Linked DNA regions of Mus musculus: region 2 is linked to region 1. The links are chromatin loops, found by intact Hi-C in ENCODE. Cell type or tissue: gastrocnemius. All regions are shown on one strand. Each heading gives the region's core, and the rest is flanking DNA. Links, peaks and the distances in the headings are about the cores only.

The links. Peaks named below come from ENCODE experiments on the same cell type or tissue, not always from the same donor. Only the 100,000 strongest peaks of a DNase experiment are listed, where the experiment ranks them.
Region 2: it touches region 1 in a loop (2.7-fold over the local background); 9 of 42 quality-filtered maps call a loop at or near these places.

Annotation. Positions count from the first base shown.
Region 1 is chr1:190,941,439-190,949,608 of GRCm38, reverse strand. It overlaps Angel2 (angel homolog 2), which reads right to left. Exons shown (of 9, transcript NM_021421.4): 6 at 7,362-7,488; 7 at 6,722-6,779; 8 at 5,669-5,832; 9 at 3,118-4,669. The coding sequence ends at 4,518. Vash2 (vasohibin 2) reads left to right here. Exons shown (of 8, transcript NM_144879.2): 8 at 1-1,963. Among named protein-coding and RNA genes, the nearest start is that of Angel2, 17 kb to the right of the region's middle. In gastrocnemius, for the core only: a CTCF peak has its summit at 5,075 (motif pointing left); a DNase peak (open chromatin) is centred at 5,055.
Region 2 is chr1:191,051,174-191,059,343 of GRCm38, reverse strand. It overlaps Tatdn3 (TatD DNase domain containing 3), which reads left to right. Exons shown (of 10, transcript NM_001357166.1): 4 at 433-517; 5 at 2,919-2,981; 6 at 3,973-4,082; 7 at 4,433-4,488; 8 at 6,372-6,484. Among named protein-coding and RNA genes, the nearest start is that of Tatdn3, 7.7 kb to the left of the region's middle. In gastrocnemius, for the core only: a CTCF peak has its summit at 4,268; a DNase peak (open chromatin) is centred at 4,294; H3K27ac peaks cover 681 bases.

The DNA of each region.
Region 1 (8,170 bases), core at 2,146-7,145:
GCACTCAAATTCTGGCAATAAGGGAATATAATCCGCTTTGGGATGTTGGCGTCACTTTTCTTAAAGCATCTGCCGACAGGTTTCCTTCTAACAAGCACGCTGAGGAGCTCGGGTCCATGCAGTTGCTGACATTTAAGCCTTTTCTGAGGCAAGCAAAAGGCACAAGAGATCATCTGCTCCCAAAAAAACGCAGCAGTGCTGAGACGTCCCAGACAGCCTCGGTTCCTAGTGGCTCCTTGTTGTTAATGTGTTCTGCTGTCTCACATGAAGGCAAACATGATGGTGGACTGTTTCCCAGGGGCTTGTCTTTAGGTACTACGTCACGGCATCAGGAGGTGCTGGGGGAAACCAGGACCTCGTGGATCGAGCCTGTCGTGAAGGGAAAGCGTTCCAGCACAGTGTCGTGCCGCCGTGTCAGTGTCACCCGTGCCGCCGTGTCACCCAGGCCCTGAAGCACAGCCCGCCTGCCTGTGGCGACTGCAGCGCAGCTTCTGCTTGCAGACCATGGAGAAGGAAACACAGTTTCAAGTCATTGATCTTAGTGCAGTCACCATGCCAACTCAGGACAGAGGACCGGCTTCAGCTGGATTGCTAGCCCCGAGAGCTCAGCATGCCACCCTCTGGCTGTGACTGCGGCAGAGCTCCAAGTCAACCGTCTGCTTATGGAGTCTTTGCCAGGAAACCTAGGGCCATATGGAGGGCAAAACCTCACTCCACCCTTAAACCAGTATTATTAATGAAAAGTCGTTTTCTTGGAAAAGCTTAGTGTCCTTTAGCGGTCAGGACCCGGAAACTAAAACCGAGTGTAAACTTCAAATTCTGAACTCAATGGCTTTCTTCAAGAATCCTATGACTGGAGTTCAAAGTGAGTTATGGGGCCTCCACATGTCCTCACGAGCTGCTACCTGTTGTCAGCCTCAGGGCAGTGTGCATTTAAATGTTCCAAGGAGCAATCTGTTAAACTAAAGCCACCGGGCAAAGTGCCTGCAACTGCCTGTGTTCAAGGACAGCTCCCAGGAACAGAGCGCCAAACAGCGGGACAACCTTGTTGTGTGGCAAGGGAAAGAAGAGCAGCTGGCTGTGACACTGCCCTTGTAATCTCTCCCACAACTACTTTCTGATTTTTAGGTTCATTTTTCAAGGCAGAGTTAGTCACAGAAACATCTAAAAATGTTTGTCTTTGTCACTCAATTTTACTGCCTGTAGTTAAACTAACTCCCAAAAAACCAGAAGGAAGCCCCGAAACACCTACATTCTAATGCAATAGTTTATTGGGATAAAAAGGCGGCAAAAATGAATGCAGCACGTCTGACCTCTCAGACTGACCTTTCAGCCTGGCTGTGATGAAGATGAAAACTGACTTGACAGGAACAATTATCCTATGCACCATGACAAGATGCCCTGAGCTGACAAGTTTCAAGCTGACTGCTATTGGTTGTGAGAGGTGGCCTGGGTGTTTTCTGCACACGTGGGAGCCGTGAGCACACCCCTTTCCTTGAGTCAGCTGTTTCATGGATGTCCTCAGCAGACATGGGTAAGCAAAGGGAAGCCTTTGCAGCCCTCCAGCTCACTATACAAGGCTTTCCTAGGCTAGACTTTTATGTACAACCTTGTACAGTTTTTTTGACATACACTTCAGATTCTTGTTTATTCTCTTAGACTTTGATCTGGCCAATACATTTTTAAAAAATCTTTCTGAAGAACCATAATTGTTTTGGTGGGTATTTTTCTAAGTATGTGAAGACTTGATGGTATTCTACAGAACACCACAAGTGCATGCTTCAGGCTCGACGACTCTCTCTCATCATGTGTCCACACAGCATGGAACTGTAATAAAACCGTTCTGGAAACTGAAGGACTTCACGATGTTTGTTTTGTTTCTGTTTGTCCCACTCAACATATTGACCACTATGTTTCCTCTTCCAGACTTTGTTAAATATTACTCTATTTTCGTGTACATCAATCACTTGCCTCTTAGCCTCATTCTGATAATGACTGAAAGGTAATGAAAGAGCTGAGGGAGGTGACAGGCCAGCGTCTGCAGCTCAGCACACTTACCACAAAGCCCAACAAATGTGGAACTATTATAGTAATGTATTACAGCTTACAGGTACAAAGGACTCTATGCCTTATAACTTTTTTTTTTTAAACAAAAGATTAAAAACTAGCAGATACTCAATCCTGAAAGACACGATTTCAAGCCCAGGACAATCTCTGAGCCTTGCTGGCCTGCCAGCTTACCCTACTTTGGCATGTTCTAGGCCAGTGAGAGAACCTGTCTTAAAAATGAAAGGTGAATGGCTCCAGAGGGCTCACCTCTGGCTTCCAGACACACATGTGCAAGCACACACACACACACACACACACACACACACACACACACAGACACACATGTGCAAGCACACACACACACACACACACACACACACACACACACACACACACACACCAGCTTCCAGCCAGACACACATGTGCAAGCACGCACACACACACACACACACACACACACACACACACACACACACCAGGCACAAGGTAGTTCACACTTTAACCTGTGAAGGATCTGACTTATGTAGTCAGATCAAACTGTGCTTGGCAGGTAAACTCAAGGCCCAGAGGAGTTGCCAACTTCTCTGTCCACAACAGTAGAGAAAATAGGTATTTTTATTGGAGCTTTAAAAGCTTGTGAGAAGTCTTGTGTGGCCATAGATTAACAATAAGCTATCAGCAATTTATAAGTTAACTGTATCCAAGTGCTATACATGAAATAGGCCTAATTTCACATTATCTTCATCAGGATATAAAAACTTTACAAAGGTTTTTATGAATGTTAGTTTGCCTACAATGATGTCTGTACAAATCCCCTCAAGCCATCCTCCATATTAAGAAGACAATCACCACTGTAATTCGATAATGATTGATTATGTCTCCAACCAGGACCTTAGCACCCAGAGAGGCTTACTGCAAACTATGGGCCATCTCAGCATTGGATTCATACTCTACATGGAAAGCAGGGTCGGCTTGCTTGGTGCTCACTGGGCACTTCTTAGCCTGCACACCTCTGAGGCAGTAGTCTACTACACATAAAACAACTGGAATAAATGAGTAAAAATTTAAATTGCAAAGATTTATTGTCTAATATAAAACATTCTATTAATAAAACTCACTGTAGAGAACATTTATTACTGCACAGTAATGACTTAGTAAAAATGCCTGTAATCTGAGTCTACTATTTTAAAAAGCAGAGAAATTTCTACTTACATTTAGAATTTTACTACTGGACACTTGTACAGGGCAAGCTACTGGCTGGTCAGGCTGCTGTGAGGCTGCAGAGAACAGTGCAAGCGCCATGGCACCCTGCTGTACCACGGTACCAAACTCAACTGTACAGTCAACAGTCAGCGAGGCTCCCTACCGGGTCTAAGTGACAGCTCCCATGATGACTCCTGCATGTTAGAGGCAAATGATAAACAGCTGCGGAGCTCTCGCTTCCTTCCAAAGACCACTTCTCTAATACATTTATACAAAACCGGCTCAACGAAATGTCACTCCTGACCCAAGGGCCTTTCACCATCGTTAAACAGAAAGACAAGTACAGGAGACAGAGGGACAACCTGGAGTCTGCCACCTTTTGCTGGTCTTTGAGACACAGGGCCTTGTGTGTAGTTCTAGTCAGCCTGGGACACAGTGATCCTCCTGCCTCTGTCTCCCAGATGCTGGGATTAAGGGTGTTTGTGGATGCACCTGGCTCATCTACTTTCCTTATGGCAACCTTTTCCAGGCAGGAGTGGACATATATAAAGGACTTGACCTTTTTTTTTTTTTTTTTTTTTTTTTTTTGTCTTAAGATAGGGTTTCATGTAGCCCAGGCTGCCCTCACACTTGTTGTGTTGCTAAAGCTGGCTTTACACAGCTACCTGCTGCCATCAGCCAAATGCTAATAAGATTAAAGGTGTGCACCACCGTATCGTATGAGAGTGATCTATACTTCTCAACTATTTCCACTACAAAATGTAGGCACATCCCACAGCTCAGGGCAGCAGTGACATGGGCCAATGTTCTCTACAGCATACACATTGTCAAGCCTCTTCAGAAGCTTGGACCCTGTGGAGGAGTGAGTGACCCAGTGATTTCTAAGAACACGCACAGGCTTCTCCCAATGAAACTGGGTCTCCAGAAAAGGCAGCATGCTGAGCTTTGCAGGTCCGGGCAGGACCACCGGATGAACTAAAAAGCACTGACTTCCTATCTTCAGGGCCAAGATGAACTACATTTTAAAAATGCTGTCAACTTTAACAGGACTTAGAAGTCATTTACCATAAAGTTCTTTAAACATCAGTTGTCAGGAAAATATTTCATTTAAAAAAAAGTTGTAAATTTGTTTCTTCCAATCTGTTTCAAGCATATAACAGAAATTCAGAACCCCACATCACAAAAAGTGAACAGCATACAAATACTTAAAATTTTTACATCCTTCGAAAAGAATACAGACAGGAAGTCCCGTGAATGAGCAGCAGTCAGAGCTCAAGCCTGAACTTGGCCAGCAAAGGCAGGTGATCTGAGGAGTTGTGCTCATTGGGAAGGCCGTTCACAGTCCACAAGTCTTGCTCTGTTAGAAGTGACAGTCTAGCTAGAAGTTTCAAGCCACCAACCAAAGCAACTTCAGCTCCTAAAGAAGCACACATTTAGTCAAACTCATTAAACAAATTAAAAGTTTTTTAAAAAACAAAACACTGAAACAGAACCCCGAAGCCCACCGGAAAACTAATATGAAAGGTTTTAGAGTATAGTTTTATAAAGCTGTTACTAATAATCCTTAAACAGTAGCTTCATGTTATTTATGCCAGATACTTTTTCTATTTCAATGAATACAGTCTACACAATGTAACATAAAATTGTTAATAATCTGAGACTGAAAAGCAGCCCACTCTGATGCACAGAGCGAAGCCTGGCAGGGGCTGCAGGGTAAGATGGTGTGGTTTGAGCCCAGTCATTTTCCACCCAAGTGAAATGTGACATGCTTTAGGGAGACTGGAGCTGCTGATCCGTAGCGTACTCCTGCCACCTAGTGAATTCTGTAGGCATGGCAACTTCCAGACCTTACTGTCTAAACTGAGGGCAGGGCACACTGGGTAGTCGGTTTAGTGAAACAACCTGACACTACAGATTCCACATATTAGGTTTCCAGTATCTCAATGCTTCCTGTTTTAAACCCTCAGCTGGCTTATACAACCTGACTTCTTGAGCTGTAACAAGGAATGTACTGCCCACTTCTGTTTCTGAGAGCAGCCCCAGGGTCAGCACGCCCAGTGTCTGCTGTGGGCAGCAGCTCTGATCTGCTGGAAGCCATCCTAGAACTGTGGTTCTTCACCATCTTACTCAGTGGCTGCCATGGGGAGGCAGGATGTATGATGAAGAGTGGATGGCGGCCTAGGACTTATACTCCAACTGGCACTGAAGGGCCAAACTAAGGCTGCAGTTCTGTGGGAGTTTGTGTTGGGGTTCATTACTGCCTTGTTCTCTGTAGGCTGTTAAGCTCTGTGCAGTCAGTCACATTCATCCAGCCAGCCAGTTCATCCATCAACCCCTACAGCTAGCCCTCTGCCTTGCTGCTGCACTCAGCAAAGGCCCTGTGCGTTCTAGCATCGTGTTTCCACACACTCTTTACCTGGCCCCTGAGCAGTGTTCTCCTTCTTTGCAGTGTAGAAAATATAATCAACAGTTATGGCACTTCGGGAATGGCAGGTGGTCACCTCTGGAACTCCAGTGTCAGGAACATAATGGGAATAGACAGATGACAAGCTGAAACCGTGCTGTAGATGCGAGGACACTCTAAAGCAAAAGGAAAAGATTTCATAGAAAAATTACCTTTTACTCCATTCTCAAAGACTAGGATGCTTTTGATTTTCTCTTTCAGACAAGGTCTTACATTATAGCCCAGGTGGACTGGAACTTACTCTATAGCGTAGGATGGCCTCAAATCTGCGGCAATTCTTGTCTCAGTTGCTTGAGTACTGGTATAAGTATAAGCCACTATGCCTGGGTTTTCTGAAAGTTTATATAGATCAGGCTAACCTCAATATCACTACATAGCCCAGGCTGTCCCCCTTTTCATGATACTTCTGCCTCAATGACCACAATGTTATGATCACATCCAGCTAGAGGAGTTTCACTGAAATAAACCATATTCCAAGTGAGAGCTCCTTTACCGATGCAGTGACTGTAAGCAAATGACGTCTAAAGCCCATGGGGTAAAAAGTATCAATATGCTAAATCAGATCTTAAAATTATACCTGTGAGAGCCTCCATTTACATAATGAGCCACAGCGTGCACTTCTTGGTTGTATTTCTTGAGACAGGGTTTCTCCATGTAGCCCTGGCTGTCCTGGGACTCACTCTGTAACCAGGCTGGCCTCAAACTTGGGAGATCTACCTGCTTCAGCCTCCTTAGTGCTGGGATTAAAGGGGTGAGCCCCCGCTGCCTGACTTTGGTTGTGTTTTGAAGGATGCTTTCAGTGGTCAGTGTGTGCAAGGCTACTCGGGACCATCTGGATCTCTGCTAAATTAAATAAAAAAAAAAAATATGGCCCTTGATTTTTGTAAGCTAAATCAATAACCACAGGTAACTCCTTACTATGTCTAAGGACTTATATTTATAGCATTACTAAATATAAAAGGTGGTGCATGTTCATAATTTCACATGTGGGAAGCTGGAACTCACTTGTCAGCTGACACTGGGACCTCCGCTTTCTCCTGCTGTGCTTGAGTCACATCACTGTCTGAAAGAGCAGAGGGAATCATATCAATCCAATGTGCATAGATTCTGTTCTAGTTTGCCGGAGCATAGCTTTCTCTCGAGTCCTTCCGACTCATGTCTAGTTTAGAAGTCGGGTTAAATGTTTGATCCTGTATCTATATCTTGATGGCCTACAGAATCAGGGGGAAGTGCAAACAATTCTAAGGCCACATGCAAGTCACTCATGCACAGATAACGTTGGAACTTAACTTTTTTTTTTTTTAAAGATTTATTTTATGTATGTGAGTACACCATTGCTGTCTTCAGACACACACCAGAAGAGGGCATTGATCCCATCATTACAGAAGGTTGTGTGGGTGCTGGGAACTGAGTTCAGGGCCTGTGAGCCATCTCTCAAGTCCCAAAAATTTAACTCTTAAAAAGGAAATTGGGAGCATATCAAAAAAAAAAAAAAAAAAAAAAAAGGATGAGCAGAAGCCAGAAGCTATTTCTGTCTGTGTACATGATACTCAATGCCGGAGATACTAAGTTTCACATGTTAGCTTGATGACTTCAAAGGGAAGAACATTACCCAGCAGACTGCCAAAATGTCCCCCACACTCACCTGTTTTTTCTACTTTGGGAACCTGCTGTGCCTCATAAACACAGTTCTGAGAGATGCCTAGGTTTGGGGGCCAAATTGGAATAGATAAAATTCTTTGTCCCCGTGAAGACTGTTCCTGGCCAGATACCTGCACAGAATTTCAACAGGCATCTTAAGTGAACAGACTTTAACTATTTATGCACTAAAATGTTTATGTTTTTCATGGAGGTAATCAGAAACGACAAGCAGGCCCTTCACTCCCGTGCCGACAGTTCAGAACGCACGAGTCATTACAGAGAGATGCAGGCTTTCCACGCGTGTTTCCTTATGTGACCATCTACATGTCTACTGCTCCCCACTAGTGCTTTCTAACTCCTCATGCTGTCTGTAATACAGTTTCTGTTGTGTCAGATGCTGGGCTCTAAAATCAAATTTAAAACGATCACTGAAAATTCTGTTGGTGGAGGACTTCTTTTGGTTAAACATACTGAAAACCAAATGATCTAAAACAGGCAGAGGAAGCATGGAGATGTCATTCAGAGCCTGAGAAACATAACTCTAAGCTGACAACCAAAAGCATGTAGCACTGCACGAGGAGAACTCAGTACTATGTAAAGGGTAACTTATATAATGAATATTAAATTACTGTACTGTCCCCGTCCAGCATTCGGAACTCCTCCTACCCCGTGTGAAGGGGGCCTTCAAGTTATCCTTGTCTTCAAACTTCTCTTTCTACCCGCTAATTCCTTTAGACAGAAAGCTTTTGTAAGTGAAAAGACAAAATCAAACCAAGTGAATAAGGCCACTTGCTCATAATTGTGGGGATCATC
Region 2 (8,170 bases), core at 1,675-6,674, 110 kb before region 1:
CTCAAGCATCTCTCCCCCCTTAGCCTTCTTAGTGCTGAGACCAAAGCAGGGACCCTAAAGCTGCTCTAATGAAGGTTTCAAAGACTTATAAAGAAAGACAGTCCTGTCCAATTCACACATTATCAAAGAATTCTCTGTTAGAAGAATGAGGAGAAGCAGGCATGATAGCACACACCTTTAATTGGACTCTCTGGAGACAGAGAGAGGCAGGAGGATCCCTGTGAGTTTGAGACCAGTCTGGTCTACAAACTTCATTCCAAGCCAAATAGGGCTACATAGTAAGACTTTTGTCTCAAAAGAAATTTTAAAAAAGGAGGGAGGAGGAGGAAGAAAATCATGTCAGCCCTAAAGGCAGGGCGTTTCCTTCCTGTTCTTTAGGGACACTGTGGTCTCCGGACCTAAGGTTGTTTTCTTAACTTTCTACATTTGTAGGTATAATGGATTCGTCCTGCCATGTCTGGGAGTTCACCCAGTTCAAGAGCTTTCACCAGAAAAACCAAGAAGCGTGACATTAAAGGTAAACATCCTATAGAATAAGAGGCCTAACCAGTGCAACTGGCTCTGTCATCACTCCACAGTGCTTTCTAAGTTCTCGTCCTGGGCTGTGGAGATGGGAGGGCTGGGGGCTGGGCCTAGGCCCTCAGCCATGCCAGGCGAACATTCTGCCACTCACTGAATCGTCCAAGCTGGCCTTCAACTCATGCTCAGGCAGGGCTTGAACTCATGATCCTCCCATTTCCACTTCCGCAGTTGTTAGAATGGCAGCCTGTGCCACTAAAACCCAGCTTCTGGTTTGTATTCTTAGTTAATGACCGGAAACAAAGAAACGGGGCCTTCGATCAGGCTGAGCTTGTATGACAAGGAATGATATGGTGGAATTTTGGTTTTGCTCCCTCCATATATTTTAACCATGTCATACTGCTTTATCCACCACCCCCTACCCCCAAAGTGATGGGAGGGCTGGGGAGGTGCTCTGTCGACAGAGTGCTTGCTGCGCAAGTGTGAGGCCCTGAGTGTGGTCGTAGACCACATGTAAGATAACCATGGGTGTTGGCGCACACTACTAATCTCAGAGCTGTGGAGGTGGTGACAGGAGGGTCCTCAGAGCTCACTGGCCAGTCACCCTATAAGCCGCAGGTCCCAGTGGGAGACCTTGTCTCAAAGTGAGATTGCTTTAGCTAAGAATCACAGAGAGAGAGATGGGCTCGGTGGAAGAGTGCTTGCCTACCATATCCTAGGTTAAATCCCCAGTTAAAACATTAAAAGTCCAGAGGCCAGGGAGATGGCTCAGTGGTTAAGAATTCATACGACTTTTGCAGGGGACTCAAGTTCGATTCCCACCACCCTCCACCTGCAAGTCCACCTCCAGGAGACCCAGTGCCTCTGGCCTCTGAGGGCACCTGCATACACACAATTTAAAATAATAAAGACAAGTTTTTAAAACATATGAATGCATTGGTATGCATTAAATAAGTAATGTGACTCAGATTATAGTGTCAGTTTCTGTTTATCACCTGACTTGGCAGAAAACTCTAGTTCTTTCATCAGATGTTTGAATGGCCTCCCCACAAGTTTTGTTTATTCTCTCATAACTAGAACACACTCTGGGAGGTGCAAGTCTCTGCATCCAATCTTCATCCTTAACTTCCAGCCCCTTTCTGACTCACACTCTGTACTCGAGCTATTGCTCCCTCTTGTGGGTAAGAGGCCTTGTCTGATAACTTCCTCAGCTGTTGCCAGACAGCTTCTCCACTGGGGCTCCTACACCTGCAGCTCCTGGGCCAGTGTGAATTGTCCGTAAGTCTTCTGTATTTCTCTAAGGACTTCCGTTACTTCCCCCTCAGCCTTGCCTCCCTCTCTCCATAAACATTAATCTCCTTTTCCTCTCTCATCTGGTTCCCTCCTTTCCGTGGTTCTCTCTTATTCTGATTTTCTTCCATGGAAGAACTTTACAGTTTATGTATTCTGAAAATAATCCACCAAATGGTTTAAAATATTCCACAGGGAGCAGAGGAGATGGCTCAGTGGTAGGCACGCACCACCCTTGTGGGGTTCAAAGGTTGGACTCCCAACACCCACATCAGGGTGACAACTACCTGAGATACCTAGTTGTGCTGCCCTCTGACCTCCTCAGGCACCTTCACACGCATGACACATGGAACTCACTGAAGCACACATATCATATACACATACAATAAACAATGTAGCCCTGGATGTCCTGGAACTCACTCTGTAGACCAGGCTGGCCTTGAACTCAAAAAGATCTGCCTACCTCTGCCTCCTGAGTACTGGGATTAAAGGCCACCACTACCCAGCTAACAATAAACAAATCTTTAACATCTTATCTACAAGCAATTTCTAAATCTTCACCTTAGAAAGACACCACAGGCCAAATTCTCTTAAATGCATAAGGTAATATCACTTAAACTAGCAGCCCACCACTACGGCAGTTCCCAGATGAGCTCATATGTGAAATGCATTGCTTATATTGTTGAACTCTTATGAAGATCGACCAAGCAGGATCATGAAGACAAATCAAGGCAAAGAGAACAAAGGGGAAATGGGTCTGCTGCTATTGTAAACTGACAAACCGATGCCAAGGAGGAGACAGTCATGTGCATGACAGCCACGGAACTCCAGATCAGACCTTTGAGGACATGTCTCCTCCTAAGCAGAGGGGCCTGTGGAAGTGGGATCCTCACAGCCCGGTAACCAGAACTCAGAACTCGTGTGGATGTTCCTTCTGAGATGTCTAGTTAGAGCTGCCGGTTTGATGGAGGAGATAATTCCTACAGACAGGTTGGGTAGAAGATTCAGGTGTGTGAGGTGCCAGTATGGCGTAGGGCCTTGCCTATGCCAGCCGAGGAGCCAGCATTCCCACTCGGCATTTACAAATTCACATTTTATTTTCCTTGCAGGATTTGGATGTAGCTTTGCCTATTATTGAGAAGTACAAGGATCGCTTGTTGGCAATCGGAGAGGTAAACCCATTTGATGATCACATGACGTCTAATTCAGACCTCCATGGGACATGTGTAATAGTCCTTAGTTCAGCACTAGTGATTATAACGGACTTGAATTGTTATGTTCACCACTGCGTTCAGCCTGCTAATAACTTGATACTTGTGTGGTAAGCAAGACCACCTGGGAATGGAGTAATAGAAAGCGCTCCTCTAGGCTTGCTTTAATGGTGATGGAATGCATTTTCTATTTACAACGATGATATAGTAATACTTCCAAAAACGCAGCTTTTGCTTAAGTGTGGCCATTGCTCTGAGAAACTAAGACACCCTGTAGAGGGAGGGCCATGAAATGGTTCAGCAGAAAGCACTTGCTACCAAGCCTGCTCTACACAGCGGGAAGGAAGAACTGACTCCTGAATGTTGTCCTCTGTCTTGCATGTGTGCACTATGGCCTCCATGTGTAACCCTCCACCTAGTAAATGTAGTTTTTAAAATTGAAAAAAAAAAACCCAACTTCATAAGTAACATAAAGGCATACTTTAGTCTTGAGTGTGTGATTAAAGACCTTGTCACTTGAATTATTAATAATGCTAGAGAACTTTATCACAGTAGAAAAGTACCTCTTCCTATTAAACATAAAAGATAAGAAGATGCATTGTGACTGGAGTGCATAGAGTACCCACCAGGTAGCAGCAGTGAGAGTGGTCTTCTGTAATCTGCATTGCTCTCAGTGCAGTGAGCCCGCCTGACTTCTGAATGCATGCAGGGCTGCTACACCAAGCTGAGATGCGTGGCATACACAGTGAATGTTAACACTGTAGAACCCCACAAGAGGAATGTAAAACAACTTAGACGTCAACTTCAACTATGTTATTGTGTTACTTTATCTACTTGGCTAACACTCTGACGTGGCTGCTGTGTAATGATGTCTGAGGTCGGTGTGCTGACTCATGGTCTCTTTGGGCTCATGGCACAAGACATGTGATTCTCCTTTGTCTTCCTGTTGCAGGTGGGGCTAGACTTCACCCCCAGATATGCAGGCACTGATGAGGAGAAGGAAGAACAAAGACAAGTCCTAATCAGACAAGTGCAACTGGCCAAAAGGCTAAATGTGCCTCTGTGGGTGAACTATCTTTCTACTCATAACTACACAGCAAATTCCTTAGCAGTTGGTCCTCTTGAAATGAGTTCTCTCTCTCTTTTTCTCTCGGTTATTTTTTAAAATTCATTCTTTCTGAGTGTGTGTGTGTTTGCCTGCATGCGTGTCTGTGGACTATGTTTGTGTAATGCCTGTGGGAGCCAGGAGAGGTCGTGGTACCCCCTGGAACTGGAGTTAAAGTTGTTAACCAGCTGCTGCCATGTGGGTGCCAGGGACAAGCCCGATCCTTGGTGGCAAGAGTAGCTGACTCATCTCTCTGACCTCTTGAATTATTTTAATACAACAAAGGAATTTTGCTGTTGTTAAACAGAAATGTGCACTCACGCTCAGCTGGAAGACCCACCATCAGCCTCTTACGTGAACAAGGTACTTATACTTCTATCCCTAACGCTCCAGTGGAGGGCCTAAGGAGCAAGTGTGTCTCCCTTTGATCCCTGAAAGACAAGGGCTGCATGGAGAGTGGAGGAGAGCCCACCAGGATGAGCTTGTGGGCCAGGCTAGCACTTACAAGGTCGTTTTGTGCAATTATGTGTCCGTCCGGCTTGACTGGAGCAAATGAAAATTTGAAGTTTCAATTTCTATTTATCTTTTAAGATTTATTTATTCATTTTAATTTTGTGTATTTGAGTGTTTTGCCTGCATATATGCACATTTACTGCATCTGTGCCAGGTGTCCTAAGAGGCCCAAATAGGGCATCAGGCCCTCTGTAACTAGAGTTATAGACAGCTGTGAGCTGCCATGTGGGTTCTGGGAACTCAACCAGGTCCTCTGCAAGAGCAGCGGGTACTTTTAACGCACAGCCATCTCTCCAGCCCCTGGCTCCAACAAGGGAAAATAAGGCAAGAAGGACTCATTGCTCGTGGTCGGCTTGTTCTCTGTCTGTTGCTTTGGGGCCAGATAGTAGAGGGGCTTGCCCACAAACCTGATGACCAGAGTTCAGTACCCAGATCTCTGGGGAGGTGTCCTCTGACCTCTACTGTGGCACATAGTACTTGTACAAACACATATATACCATGAGTTAATATATGAAAATGATAACTAAATAACAAAGCAGCATTACTGTGCAGATGTGGCCATCGTGTGCAAAGAGCATGCTCACTTGCTCTGGTTTCTCTAACCGGAACACAGTTCTTTTCCAAAGGTTAAAGTGCAATCACCAATAAGAAATGCACCTTATTTTTAGACTCCTATATGCATTAAAAAGTCCTATCAGATGTATAAGATGCAGTACATGTACATGTACAGGTGTGTTAGTCTACAGTTGTGTGTATACAAAACCCCACATTGTTTGGTTGTAGCCTACTAAATCAATTTTACAACAAAATTATGATCATCATGAATATTCACATGACTTGAAACTCAGATGGTGAAATAATGGAACTCCCTGCAGTTAGAGGTGTGGCAGTGATAGGTTTGTCAGTGCTGAGCCCTCTCCCTGCAGTTAGAGGTGTGGCAGTGATGGGTTTGTCAGCGCTGAGCCCTCTGGAGTCACTGAACACTTGATTTATGGCGGCTGAACAACTACCATGTAAGAGCTGGAGTTAGTGTGAAAGATGAACCTCAGTGGTGAGGGATGGCCCCAGTATGGGGAAGGGCCTGGGTTTGGTCCTCAGTCACACACACACACACACACACACACACATACAAGGCAAGGGGGCGGAGATTAGGGGTTGGTTTTATGAGCCTCGGCCTGTTTAATTTGTGAATCCTTTTTTTTTCTCTACTAGCATTTCCTTAGGAAAATTGAAGGGTTTGCCTGAAACCCTTTTCTTACCATTCTTAGGAATGGTACTTTGACAGCTGACAGACATGAAAAAGACCTAGTGGTAGAGATAGTTTAGATGATTGCTTTAAAAACTGCATTTCAATGTTATTCAACTACTTGTTTGTTTGTTTGTTTGTTTGAGACAGAGTTTCTCTGTGTAGCCCTGGCTGTCCTGGAACTCGCTCTGTAGACCAGGCTGGCCTCGAACTCAGAAATCCGCCTGCCTCTGCCTCCCAAGTGCTGGGATTAAAGGCGTGTGCCACCACGCCTGGCGTTATTCAACTATTTTATTCTGAAGATTAAAAAACTTATTTTTCTCCTGGCTGAACATTAACTGTTTATTGAAACTTTAGAAGCAATGGAATATGATCTTGGCATCATCATAAATATTTGCTTATAATTCAGATTTCTGTTTAATTAGACTAATGGGAAGCTCTTTGTTAGGAGACAAAATGGAACTGTGATTTGTGTTTGATTTGAGAGGTGCAAAACAGGTTCTGCTGCATGCATTTGACGGTCGGCCATCGGTAGCCATGGAAGGCGCCAGGGCCGGTTACTACTTCTCCATTCCCCCATCCATCGTACGAAGTGGACAGGTAAAGTCTTCGATTAAAACTTACCAGACACTCTGTATGGTGCAAATAACATATGCTGTGTGACAAACTTGTGATGCTATTCTAGTTACGTTTCAAAAGTTAAACTTGTCTCCACTCAAACATTTAAAAAGCTTAAAAGGGACCTGCGGCAGACTGGAGAGGTGGCACAGTGGACAGTACTACTCTTTTACTGGGCGAAGTGGCTCGTAGAGTTATAGCACAGTGTAGGATGTGTAAGTGCACACACAAGCACAGTATAGGATGTGTAAGTGCTGACAAGGAGCACAGTGTAGGATGTGTAAGCGTGCACACAGAGCACAGTGTAGGATGTGTAAGTGCACACACACAGCACAGTGTAGGATGTGTGTGCACACAGAGCACAGTGTAGGATGTGTAAGTGCTGACAAAGAGCACAGTGTAGGATGTGTAAGCGTGCACACAGAGCACAGTGTAGGATGTGTAAGTGCACACACACAGCATAGTGTAGGATGTGTGTGCACACAGAGCACAGTGTAGGATGTGTAAGTGCACACACAGAGCACAGTGTAGGATGTGTAAGTGCTGACACAGAGCACAGTGTAGAATGTGTAAGTGCACACACAGAGCACAGTGTAGGATGTGTAAGTGCTGACACAGAGCACAGTGTAGGATGTGTGTGCACACAGAGCACAGTGTAGGATGTGTGTGCACACAGAGCACAGTGTAGGATGTGTAAGTGCACACACCGAGCACAGTGTAGGATGTGTAAGTGCTGACACAGAGCACAGTGTAGGATGTGTGTGCACACAGAGCACAGTGTAGGATGTGTGTGCACACAGAGCACAGTGTAGGATGTGTAAGTGCACACACCGAGCACAGTGTAGGATGTGTAAGTGCTGACACAGAGCACAGTGTAGGATGTGTAAGTGCACACACAGAGCACAGTGTAGGATGTGTAAGTACTGACACAGCACAGTGTAGGATGTGTAAGTGCACACACAGAGCACAGTGTAGGATGTGTCACTGCACACACAGAACACAGTGTAGGATGTGTAAGTGCACACACAGAGCACAGTGTAGGATGTGTAAGTGCTGACACAGAGCACAGTGTAGGATGTGTAAGTGCACACACAGAGCACAGTGTAGGATGTGTAAGTGCACACACAGAGCACAGTGTAGGATGTGTAAGTGCACACACAGAGCACAGTGTAGGATGTGTAAGTGCTGACCAGCACAGTGTAGGATGTGTAAGTGCTGACACAGAGCACAGTGTAGGATGTGTAAGTGTACACACAGAGCACAATGTAGGATGTGTAAGTGCACACACAGAGAGCACAGTGTAGGATGTGTAAGTGCACACACACAGCACAGTGTAGGATGTGTCAGTGCACACACAGAACACAGTGTAGGATGTGTAAGTGCTGACACAGCACAGTATAGGATGTGTAAGTGTACACACAGAGCACAGTGTAGGATGTGTGTGCACACACAGAGCACAGTGTAGGATGTGTAAGTGCACACAGAGCACAGTGTAGGATGTGTAAGTGCACACACAGAGCACAGTGTAGGATGTGTAAGTACTGACACAGCACAGTGTAGGATGTGTAAGTGCACACACAGAGCACTGTGTAGGATGTGTGTGCACACAGAGCACAGTGTAGGATGTGTAAGTGCACACACAGAGCACAGTGTAGGATGTGTAAGTGT